3 separate regions of the Homo sapiens genome follow, and regions 2 and 3 are each linked to region 1. A link is a contact called in ENCODE Hi-C or POLR2A ChIA-PET data. All regions are on one chromosome and are shown on one strand. Each heading gives the region's core, a stretch centred on a gene start or an enhancer-like site at or near the end of the contact. The rest is flanking DNA. Distances are from core to core; before and after follow the strand shown.

Region 1 (3,422 bases), core at 267-2,766:
TTAGAAGCAAACAAGAATCACAGCAAATATCAACACATAAAAAGGGGCTAAGGAAGAAAAATCTACTGAGACTGGAGAGGAACAGTTACACAAATAGGAAAAGAAACAAGTGAGAGTGGTATAGAAGTCAAGGGTAGAGAGAATGTCAGGAAGGAAACATGATCAAATGTCGAATGCCTCAGAGGTCAAATAAAGTGAGAACTGTAAAGTGCTTCCTGACTTTGCCAGTTAGGAGGTTCTTGGTGACATCTGCCAGAAAAGTTTTGGTGGTAGCAGCCTGACAGAGGTAGCTTGAAGAGTGGGGATGGGGAAAGAGAATGTGACAAAGAATTGAGATAGTAAGGATAATTTCAATTTCAGGTCTTGGCTGTGCAAGGAAGCCGAGAGACATGAGTCTCTAAGAGGGCACGATATTGAGAGGGTTGTTATCTTTCTGTCAGCGGGGAAACCAAGAGAAAAGTTTAAAAAGGTCAAAAGGGGGAGAAGGGAAGACAGCTTCCGGGTAACAGAGAAGGTTGACCAGGTCAATAGTAAAGGATTTCCTCAAACCGAAGGGAGGACCTCTAGTGAAATGAGAAAGGAATACACAATTGACCCAGTTTGCAGGTGGGAAATGGGAAGCCAGTTCTGCAAATTGGCCTTTCTGTTCTGTGAAGTGCCATCTGTCGGTGAGGAGAGATTAGGGTCTGCAGCGTGAAAATCTGGACCATACTCTGGGTAATCAAGGGAGAGGTTATCGGCTAATGACAAATTAAAGGCTTACTTTTTAGCTGGCAACTGAATCACCATAACATTTTATGTTACCAGTTCCAAAATTTTGGGGGGAATTCACTCAAGCTTGGGAGAGGAGAGATCATAACTTTAAGAGTATAAGAGGTTTAAACGGTCCACTACGAAATAAATAGAGAAGGAAAAGTTATCAGCTGGTAAATATCGTAGAAGGTAGAGCGGTCCAGGGACTCACAGGTCTCACTAAAGAAAAGTCTAGCGTAGGTTCACGGCACGGAGAGATTTTAAGGCTGCCTAAGACTAAAGCCAAATACGAAGTCCACATCTGCGGTCCGCACCTTATCTCTCCGCGCGGCAGGCGCGACGAGGGCGAGAAACTCCCTCTCCAGTGGTCGCACCACACGACACCAGGGAAGGGGCCCCTCTCTCCAGACCCTCATATCTCCAGGTCCAGGCCCCATTTTCCTCCGCTGACAGCTCAGCAGCGTGCGCTTCCGCTGGATTCAGGCCAGGACCAGCGAAGCCGCACCTTACACCCACCGAGGAGGAAACAAGCCTGGCCACCCGAGGCTACCCCGCTAGGCCGCGGGTAGTGGGGGAGGGGGCGCTGAGGCAGGAGGTCAGCACCCGGGCGCGGGCTCCCGCCCCACGAAAAGCGCGCGCTCCAAGCCCCGCCGCCGGAGATGCGGTTCCGGTCCGGACGCCTGCGCACTACGGCTCTCCCCGCAGCCTCTGGCCCTCCTTCCCCCTCCCCCAGTCAGGGCGCACCCTTGCGCCTGCGCTGTGTGTGTTCCTGGTCTGCGGCAGCCATGCTGAACTCGTATGGAGAGGCGAGTGGGGGGGACAGAGTCCAGGACTGCGGGATAGGAAGCTGGGGATATGGACAAGCAGCAGCGTTATAGCGCTCTGGGTTTCGGGACATAGGCCTGGGCCATGCGGCCCCCTTGGCCCCTTGGCGCGACCCCCAGGAACGTTCGGAAAGCTGGTCCTCGTGGCTGGGGGAAAGGCGGGGGGTGGGGGGGAAGCGGGCACGTGACCCCGGTCAGCCAATCTGGGTGCTGCTGACGTGGCCGCGCGGCCCCGATGCTCTCCCCACCCCCCCAGCCCGTTCGGGAAGGGAGGGGCTGGGGGCTACGCCCCCTCCCCCAGCACGGCTTCGTTTTCTGGGGGGGGGTTGACACCCCGGATTACATACCCCGTACCAAGCCGAGGGCAACTTTGGAGGCCCCCTGGAAGGCTTTAGGATCCAGGTGAGAAGGGGCCCTTGTGGGGCGGAGATGTCAGTCAAGTGCTTAACCAATGGTGGGGAGTCCGGGAGGGGGATTCTTGGGGTTCAGGAAAGAATCCTGAGAGTGGGAAGATTTGTCCTTCAAACCTTTTACAGCCAATGGGAGCGTGGAGGGGGGGCGAGCGGGAGAGGGCCATGGGGGGGGAGGGGAATGGCCAGCCTCATGCCTCCGTACCCATTGGAGGGCAAAGGGGTTAGGGGGCGGTGTGGCCCCCCCTATTCCATTCGTCCCCTGGGGGTACAGCAGCCGGGAGCCAGGTGAGAAGGGATCCATCGGCGGCCGAGGGAGGGGTGACCTGGCGGTGGGCTGAGGAGTGGTGGCTGTGGCCCCTACCCGTGGATGTGAATGCTTTAGGAGTTGGCCACCCATGTTGTGAACTGAGGTTGTTCCCAGGCGCCAACTTCCTTTCTCCCCAGAGCCTCTGGAGGGAGCATTGCTGTGCGCCCTTTGTGTCCGCGGTAGGGGAGCTCCAGTCGTCACACCGCAGGCTGGAGGTTACGCTTCGAGTCGCTTACCGAATTTGTGTGCATTCACGTGGACACGGCCTGTGGGGCCTTTTGCCCCTGTAGGGTCTTTACTGAGCACGTGTCTACTCCAGGCTGGGGTGCTTACAAGCTGAAAGCTTGAGGTCTGCTTAGGAACAGAAACCAGGCCCAAGGTGGGTGCTGGCAGTAGGGGGTCTAGACAGCATGGTCTGAGATGCGAGGGAGGCTCGGGACCTGGAATGATTTCACAGCTCCCAAGGTTTCGGGTTTCTCCAGGGTGGCCTCTTCCATCGCCTCCCTCATCCCCTCCCCCAGTCCTGAACAGTTCTCTCCTTGTGTACTGCGGGGGAGGGAACGGAAAGGAGGAAAGAGTTACTTTCCCAAATTACTGAGTAGCAGTAGCCTCCCTGGTGACTCATGTGGGGGAAGGGAGGATAGAGGATCGGGAGGCAGTGATTTTCCGGAATGCAGGGAATAAACGAGAGCAATGTCTGGCTGCCCTTTTCCTAAGGCCTAGTATTTTCTCAGCCTCCTAAGTTTTTATTCCATGGCCGGCCCCCTGATGGGCCTCTGTCCTGGCCTGCAGAGCCCCGGTGGAGAAAAGCAGATTTGGGAGGTTGGGCCGCTAGGGGGAGGGGAAAAGGCCTCTGCAAAGTTGCTGTGTCATTGCCCTCCATGCTGCAGCCACCCAAACGGGGCCGCTTGTACTTTTGGGGGCCAGGGCCTGATCCCTGGCTGGGGGAAGGGGACTCTGCTCTCCTGACGCTCATTTTCCCCCGCCCTCCCGGGGTTTGCCCTACTCGGGGGGTCAGAAGACAGGAGATTGGCGGCCATTTTAGACGCAGTAACCGAGGTTGGAGTTGAAGGGCTACTGCAGAGGAGGGAGGGTGGCGTGGTTGCAGCTCAAGGACCTAGGCCC
Region 2 (3,422 bases), core at 641-3,140, 6.9 Mb before region 1:
ATGCATAGTTGTGGATTAATATGATTGACAGTAGGCATATGATCTAATGGTAATAAACTGAGGGGGACATAGCAAGGCTTGTTTGTTAATTACCTATTAACGATCAGCCGAGTATCAGCAGAGACAGCAAAACATCCTAGTTTTGAGTTAGAAGACCTAGGTTTTTGTTTTGGCTTATCAATTATGGGTATTGTTTTAGATGAAACATCAAGTATTCTTGATTTCTTATTTCAAAAATAAAAAATAAAAAATAAAGGAAGGAAAAAAGAAGAAAAAAAGAGAAGAAAAGTGTCAGAGTTACTTGAACCAGAGTAACTCCATTTTGAGTGAGGGCTAGGAAAATGAGGCTGAGACTTTCTGGGCTGCATTCCCAGAAAGTCAGTCATTCCTAGCTTCTAGATGTTTACGGTTAAGGGAACAAATAAATAATGTTTACTAAACAGACTCAGACTTAGGAGTGTCCAGATATCCCTATATCTGGAGAACAAAGGCATTCTTAATTTTGTTTAAAGATAATAATGTTGATTCTTGCAAAATATAGTAACTAAGAAAATTAATCCTTTATCACAAACTTGTAGCAGAGCACATCTCCCCATATATACAAGTATTGTACCTAGGGTGGATGCCTTCCTCCTCTTACTTTCGGGAATGTCCTGCTCCGTCTATGGAGTAGTTGTCGTTTCACCACTTTACTTTCTTAGTAAACTTGCATTTACTTTGCACTGCGGACTCACCCTGAACTCTTTCTTGCGCGGGATCCAAGAACCCTCTCTTGGGGTCTGGATGGGGACCTCTTTCCTGTAACATATTTCTGGCCACCACAGAAGGGACTATAGTACAGAAACCCTGACCCAACAGCTACCTTTGGGTAAGTGTTGGAGTTCTGTAACAAAGGAAGAAGGCAGGCAGGCAAAAAATTTATGAAAGAACATACGACAAAATAATTTCTGCTTCAAAACTTCATATTTTTTTAATTTTTTTTTTTTTTTTTTTTTGAGACGGAGTCTCGCTCTGTCACCCAGGCTGGAGTGCCATGGCGCGATCTCGGCTCACTGCAAGCTCCGCCTCCCGCGTTCACGCCATTCTCCTGCCTCAGCCTCCCGAGTAGCTGGGACTACAGGCGCCCACCATCACGCCCAGCTAATTATTTTGTATTTTTAGTAGAGACGGGGTTTCATCGTGTTAAGCAGGATGGTCTCCATCTCCTGACCTCGTGATCCGCCCGCCTCGGCCTCCCAAATTGCCGGGATTAAAGGCAAGAGGCACCGCGCACGGCCCCGTCCAAGTTAACCTTGGCTCTAAAACTTGTCTTCGCTAACATTCCAGTTGATCCTCTAGAACTGAAACAGAATAGCAGCAGCACCACCTTAAGAAATTGTGGTTATAGCTCTCCTTGTGACAAAGTAGGTGGCTCTGAAAAGAGCCTTTGGGTTTGGAAGTGCTTACATAAGCACTTATTTAGAGCTAGTGTACTTGGTAACTGCCTTAGTGCCCTCGGACACAGCATGCTTAGCCAGCTCCCCAGGCAGCAGCAGGCGCACAGCCGTCTGAATCTCCCTGGAGGTGATGGTCGAGCGCTTATTGTAGTGAGCCAGGCGAGAAGCCTCGCCCGCGATGCGCTCGAAGATGTCGTTGACGAAGGAATTCATGATCCCCATGGCCTTGGATGAGATGCCGGTGTCGGGGTGGACCTGCTTCAGAACCTTGTACACATAGATAGAATAGCTCTCCTTGCGGCTGCGCTTACGCTTCTTACCATCCTTCTTCTGCGCCTTAGTGATAGCCTTCTTAGAACCCTTTTTAGGGGCTGGAGCAGACTTAGAGGGTTCAGGCATTGCTATTCCTAAACAGAATAGAAAAGCTACTAACACTCTCCACTACAGAGTAGTACAGAGAACAGTTCAGAGCCCATGTATTTATAGTCCTGAGATTCAAATGACGGTTTAAGATTCCTCACTTCTGATTGGACAAAAGAAACACGGTTTCACTGAGGGGTGGGGTTTATGCAAATATGGAATTTATGTTATCTTTTTCTATTGGATAAAGCACCAAACATAATTGACCAATAGGATAGCTTCCTATTGCAGCCTTGCAGTTTGTATAAAAGGATTTGTTCAGGCGCCATTCCAGCTTGCTTGTCTTTCACAGTTTTCCGCTGCTTTCATAGGTCGCTATTTGCGGACGTGGAAAATGGAGCTAAAGCAAAAACTTGTTCGTCGCTACCGGGCTTGCAGTTCCCAATAGGGCAGAGTCCGTCATCTTTTTCGAAAGGGCAATTATTTTGAGCCGGTCGGAGCCGGTGCGCCAGTGTACTTACAATACCTGGCCGCCGAGATCTTAGAACTGGTGGGCAGCGCCATACGTGACAAGACCCGCAGCATCATCCCCCGCCACCTGCAGCTGGCCATCCGAAACGACGAGGAGGTCAACAAGCAGCTGGGCAACGTCACTATTGCTCAGGGAGGCGTCCTGTCCAATATTCAGGCCGTCCTGTTGCCAAAATAACAGAGCCACGATAAGGCCAAGGTCAAGTAAACACTCAAATCAGAAAACGTAGCTTACACTTGAAACGGCATTTTTCAGAGCCGTCCATAGTTACACAAGAAAGGATGATAACTTGCTTCTGTTAGGGTATTTTTTGCTTTTCGTTTGGATTGGTTTGTTTTGAGACAGTCTAGTTCTGTCACCCAGGCTGGAGTGCAGCGGCGCGATATCGGCTTACTGCAACCTCCACCCCGCCGCTTCACGCGGTTCTCATGCCTCAGCCTCCTGTGTACTTGGGATTACAGGCGTCTGCTACCGCGCCCAGCTAGTTTTTGTATTTTTATGCGAGACGGGGTTTCACCATTTTAGCCAGGGTTGTCTTGAACTCCTGGCCTCTAGTGATCGTCCCATCTCGCCCTCCCAAAATGCTGGGATTACAGGCGTGAGCCACCGCCCCCCTAGCCTAATGGTGTTAAAAAGTTAAGTTTCGAGAAAATAACACCTTCCTTTAGAAAGTACATTTTAGAGTATACAAAGTGAAACTTAAGGCCAACCAAAATAAGACATTTTGAGAACAGGCAGGGTGGGAATGTGACTTGGACTTAGAAAACAAAGGGCAAGGAAACTTGCTGTTCGCCAGTAACAAAATAGCATGGAATCTCATTCTCTGAATATAAGCGTTATTTCCCGACATGAGTCTGAACGTTTCTGGTGGTTTAGTGAGTGTTCACCAGCATTGATAACTTGCGAGACTGTCAGGAATGCAGAATTTCAAGTCCCACTCAAACTTACTGAATCGGAATTTACATTTTAAAAATCCTTAGATACCTTGTTATACACTCTGTTCTTTGGGACTGGATGAACTAGAATTTTAGACAATTTGTCGCTGCAGATAACTGAAACGAAAAGGACAGGATGGGCGGTGGGGCAACTCATCC
Region 3 (3,422 bases), core at 290-2,789, 6.7 Mb before region 1:
TACCTGAAAGAAAAACTCAGCCACTTGGCAGAGTGGAAACTGCCCTTATATATACTCAGAAACATTCTAATTGGCCTTGTTGATTTTCAAAAGACCCGCGCAACAAAACCATTGGCTGAAGAGTCCAACGATGTGATTGGTGAATTACTGGAAAATCTGATTGGATGAATCACTTCATTTTTGAATCCTCTCTTCTCGGTTAGTCTGCGATCCAAGAACGTTAACTTCTTAAAGTTCTAATTCTGCGCTTCTCAAGCTGTAGTCCGTAAACGACTACTTTAAGACTTGGAAGACGCTAATTCTCATTCAGTAGATGTGTTGTGGGGCCAGATTCGGAGGACCACGTTTTGAGAAGTTTATCTTGTGCCGTTTTCTTGAGTCACCTGGACTGCTGCTAGCTGGAAACCTTTGACCATTATAAGGCAGGATTCCTGGGTGATGTACCTGGGAAATCACGAGCCAAGAAGTCACCGACATACAACAGTGAGCAACAAATGTTAACTGAATTCTATTTTGTCCCAAATGGTGTTTTGCTTCGGTTGAGAATTTTTAAGGCACAGGCTAATTTTAGGTTTTCCAACGACTCTTATCATTTACTTTTCGTTGGGTCCTATTGATGATATTCCAGGATACCACCCCCACTAGCCTCTTCTGCAGGATAACTTGAACACTGCAGTGGCCCTGTCCATCTAAACTTTACAAGGTTTTGTAAACGTTACTGAACTTGCTTCTTCCCGACTACATTAAAGCACTTACTTGAGATATTAAACATTTTCTCATTAGTCCTGTTTGCCTAGTCAGTCACTTGTATAGACAGGGCAACAGCACGGCCTGAATATTGGGCAGGACACCGCCCTGCGCGATAGTAACTTTGCCCAACAGCTTGTTGAGCTTCTCGTCGTGGATGGCGAGCTGCAGGCGTCGGGGGGTGACGCGGGTCTTCTTGTCTCGGGCCGCGTTGCCCGCCAACTCCAGGATCTTGGCGGTCAGGTACTCCAGCACCGCCTCCAGGTACACCGGCGCACCGGCCCGGACCCGCTTGGCGTAGTTGCCCTTGCGGAGGAGGCGGTGCACTCGGCCCACAGAAAACTGGAGACCAGCCCTGGAAGAGTGCGTTTTAGCCTTGGCGCGAGCTTTGCTGCCCTGCATTCCACATCCAGACGCAGTGAAGTATTTAAATACTTGTTTAGAAGAAGGAAAGTGATTGATTCTAGTAAAACGCAAGAGCTAAACTCTTATAATCTATATTCGGCAAAGTAGACTGTGCTATCTCCTGAACACAGATTTCAGCCAATCGAAAAGCAGGTGTTTAAAAAAATTTAAAAAAAAAAAAAAAAAAAAAACCACTTCTGACTTACATACTTATAGTTGAAAGGTCAAATTATGCAAGGTTGAGCTTCTGGGAGAGCCGATGAGATTTAGGAGTTCAGAAATGGCCTATCATATATTCAGACACTAAAAGAACCAATGAGAAACCGAAACTCAGCCAGCCTCATTTGCATATACACGAGGTAAATAATGAGGGCGTTTGGGCTCACCAGCATTTTCCTGTGGTCATTTGACGGTATCACTTCGGCTGCGAACATGCCTGAACCAGCTAAGTCAGCTCCCGCCCCGAAGAAGGGCTCCAAGAAGGCGGTGACCAAGGCACAGAAGAAGGATGGCAAGAAGCGCAAGCGCAGCCGCAAGGAGAGCTATTCCGTGTACGTGTACAAGGTGCTGAAGCAGGTCCACCCCGACACCGGCATCTCGTCCAAGGCTATGGGGATTATGAACTCCTTCGTCAACGACATTTTCGAGCGCATTGCAGGCGAGGCTTCCCGCCTGGCGCATTATAACAAGCGCTCGACCATCACTTCCAGGGAGATCCAAACGGCTGTGCGCCTGCTGCTACCCGGGGAGCTGGCCAAACACGCGGTGTCGGAGGGCACCAAGGCGGTCACCAAGTACACCAGCTCCAAGTAAACTAGTTACCTGGGTAAAAGCGCTAACGACCCAAAGGCTCTTCTAAGAGCCACCCATGTTGTCATTTAAAGATCTGTAATTTTCCAGACTTGGCATTGGCAAGGTAAAATGGCTAAGCAACACATGGGATAGTAAGGGTTTACTGAAACATCCAAGTTCGGCCGGGCGCAGTGGCTCACGCCTGTAATCCCAGCACTTTGGGAGGCCGAGGCGGTCGCGTCACCTGAGGTCAGGAGTTCGAGACCAGCCTCGCCAACATGGTGAAACCCTGTCTCTACTAAAATATACAAAAATTAGCCGGGAGTGGTGGCAGGCAACTTAATCCCAGCTACTTGGGAGGCAGAGGTAGGAGAATCGTTTGAACCCAGGAGGCGGAGGTTGCAGTGAGCCCAGATAGAGCCATTGCACTCAAACCTGGGGTATAAGAGCGAGACATCTCAAAAAAAAATCCAGGTTCGTTGTTTTTTCCCCTATAGATTGTAAGCGTCACCAAGGAGTAAGCTCGTATGCAGCTTAATATGACACATTTCACTCAGCAGCTAAGGAAAAATCGTGTTCTAGATTGATCCCCACTTTTCTTCTCCCCGCACACCACCATCTTAAAATTTTGTTTTCGTTTTTAGTTTCACTTTATCATCCTATTGCCCTTGATTTGGAGTAGCCGGGTGGAAATCAAGTTTGGGGTAGTCTTAAATCTAAAATAAGGTCTGAGAAAGCGAAACTCGTCTTTTAGTTCGTTGTTAGCTTGCAAATGGTTGGAGCGGCATATGATGGAGGAAATCACCTCTGTTGGTTGCATTTCTAAACCATGGCAGATCGCTACCAGACGTTCTCATATCCCCCTTGCAAGTCCACTGATTTCTCTACAAATTTTACTGAGTTTATAATTACTGGATTACTTCACGTAGCTATACATATTACCTCTTGGCAAGATCAGGAACTCTACCATCTTCTTAGCTGAACATATTGAGGTTTAAGACAAAGAACAGGCAACAGGATAGCCTGAAGTTGGAGCAAAGAAATGAAAATTCCCGGTGCTACATTCAGACGCTTTTATCTGTAAGCCTTTTTAAGGCTCCAAGGACTGTGTTCTCCCTAAACCTCCTCCTCCGTGTCCTGGAACGACTTTGTCCACAGCTACTCCCTTTCTTGAAAATTCATTTTAAGAGAGGAGGGTTACAAGGAATTAACATTTGTGTGGTAGTCCTTAGAATGCATTATTTCATTCATTGATTTTTTTTTTCCTACAGTCAGCTGTGAAATGGAAGCTCCTCTTTTACAGGTGAATGACCTCAAGAATTAAGGTTAAGTAACTAGCCCCTTACACATAAATAAAACTGAGATTTGAATCTACTCTGATTCTAAGGATTACTTCCCACTGTTTGTTAGAGACCATCCCAAGCAGGAGCCTAGTTGCTGTCAGAGGAGTCAGGAAATTTAGGCTCAATTGTAATAAA

Evidence for each region. A loop is a pair of places that touch in the nucleus more often than their neighbours do. ChIA-PET counts read pairs that join two places held with the same protein, here RNA polymerase II (POLR2A). Pooled maps may share reads with other maps.
Region 2: a loop to region 1 is called in a pooled map, with 7 times the contacts of the local background. The contact joins the promoter of H2BC3 here to the promoter of BRD2 in region 1. A Hi-C loop is called at or near these places in 4 of 50 pooled maps. POLR2A ChIA-PET finds 5 or more read pairs at or near these places in 3 of 52 experiments (BJ, CD4-positive, alpha-beta T cell and PC-3).
Region 3: a pooled map shows a loop between it and region 1 (10-fold over the local background). The contact joins the promoter of H2BC10 here to the promoter of BRD2 in region 1. A Hi-C loop is called at or near these places in 2 of 50 pooled maps. POLR2A ChIA-PET finds 5 or more read pairs at or near these places in 2 of 52 experiments (A673 and PC-9).

The regions. Positions count from the first base shown.
Region 1 is chr6:32,967,078-32,970,499 of GRCh38, forward strand. It overlaps BRD2 (bromodomain containing 2), which reads left to right and starts at 1,517. Exons shown (of 13, transcript NM_005104.4): 1 at 1,517-1,979. LOC124901302 (a long non-coding RNA gene) reads right to left here and starts at 1,444. Exons shown (of 3, transcript NR_190904.1): 1 at 1,068-1,444. RefSeq lists enhancers at 594-1,133, 2,432-3,422, 2,750-3,288.
Region 2 is chr6:26,041,823-26,045,244 of GRCh38, forward strand. It overlaps H2BC3 (H2B clustered histone 3), which reads right to left and starts at 1,891. Exons shown (of 1, transcript NM_021062.3): 1 at 1,405-1,891. The coding sequence starts at 1,835. The coding sequence ends at 1,455. It also overlaps the pseudogene H2AC5P. RefSeq lists an enhancer at 2,135-2,374.
Region 3 is chr6:26,271,392-26,274,813 of GRCh38, forward strand. It overlaps H2BC10 (H2B clustered histone 10), which reads left to right and starts at 1,540. Exons shown (of 1, transcript NM_003525.3): 1 at 1,540-2,021. The coding sequence starts at 1,585. The coding sequence ends at 1,965. It overlaps H3C8 (H3 clustered histone 8), which reads right to left and starts at 22. Exons shown (of 1, transcript NM_003534.3): 1 at 1-22. It also overlaps the pseudogene H2AC10P. RefSeq lists enhancers at 791-1,130, 1,461-1,800, 1,871-2,000, 2,011-2,060, 2,471-2,630.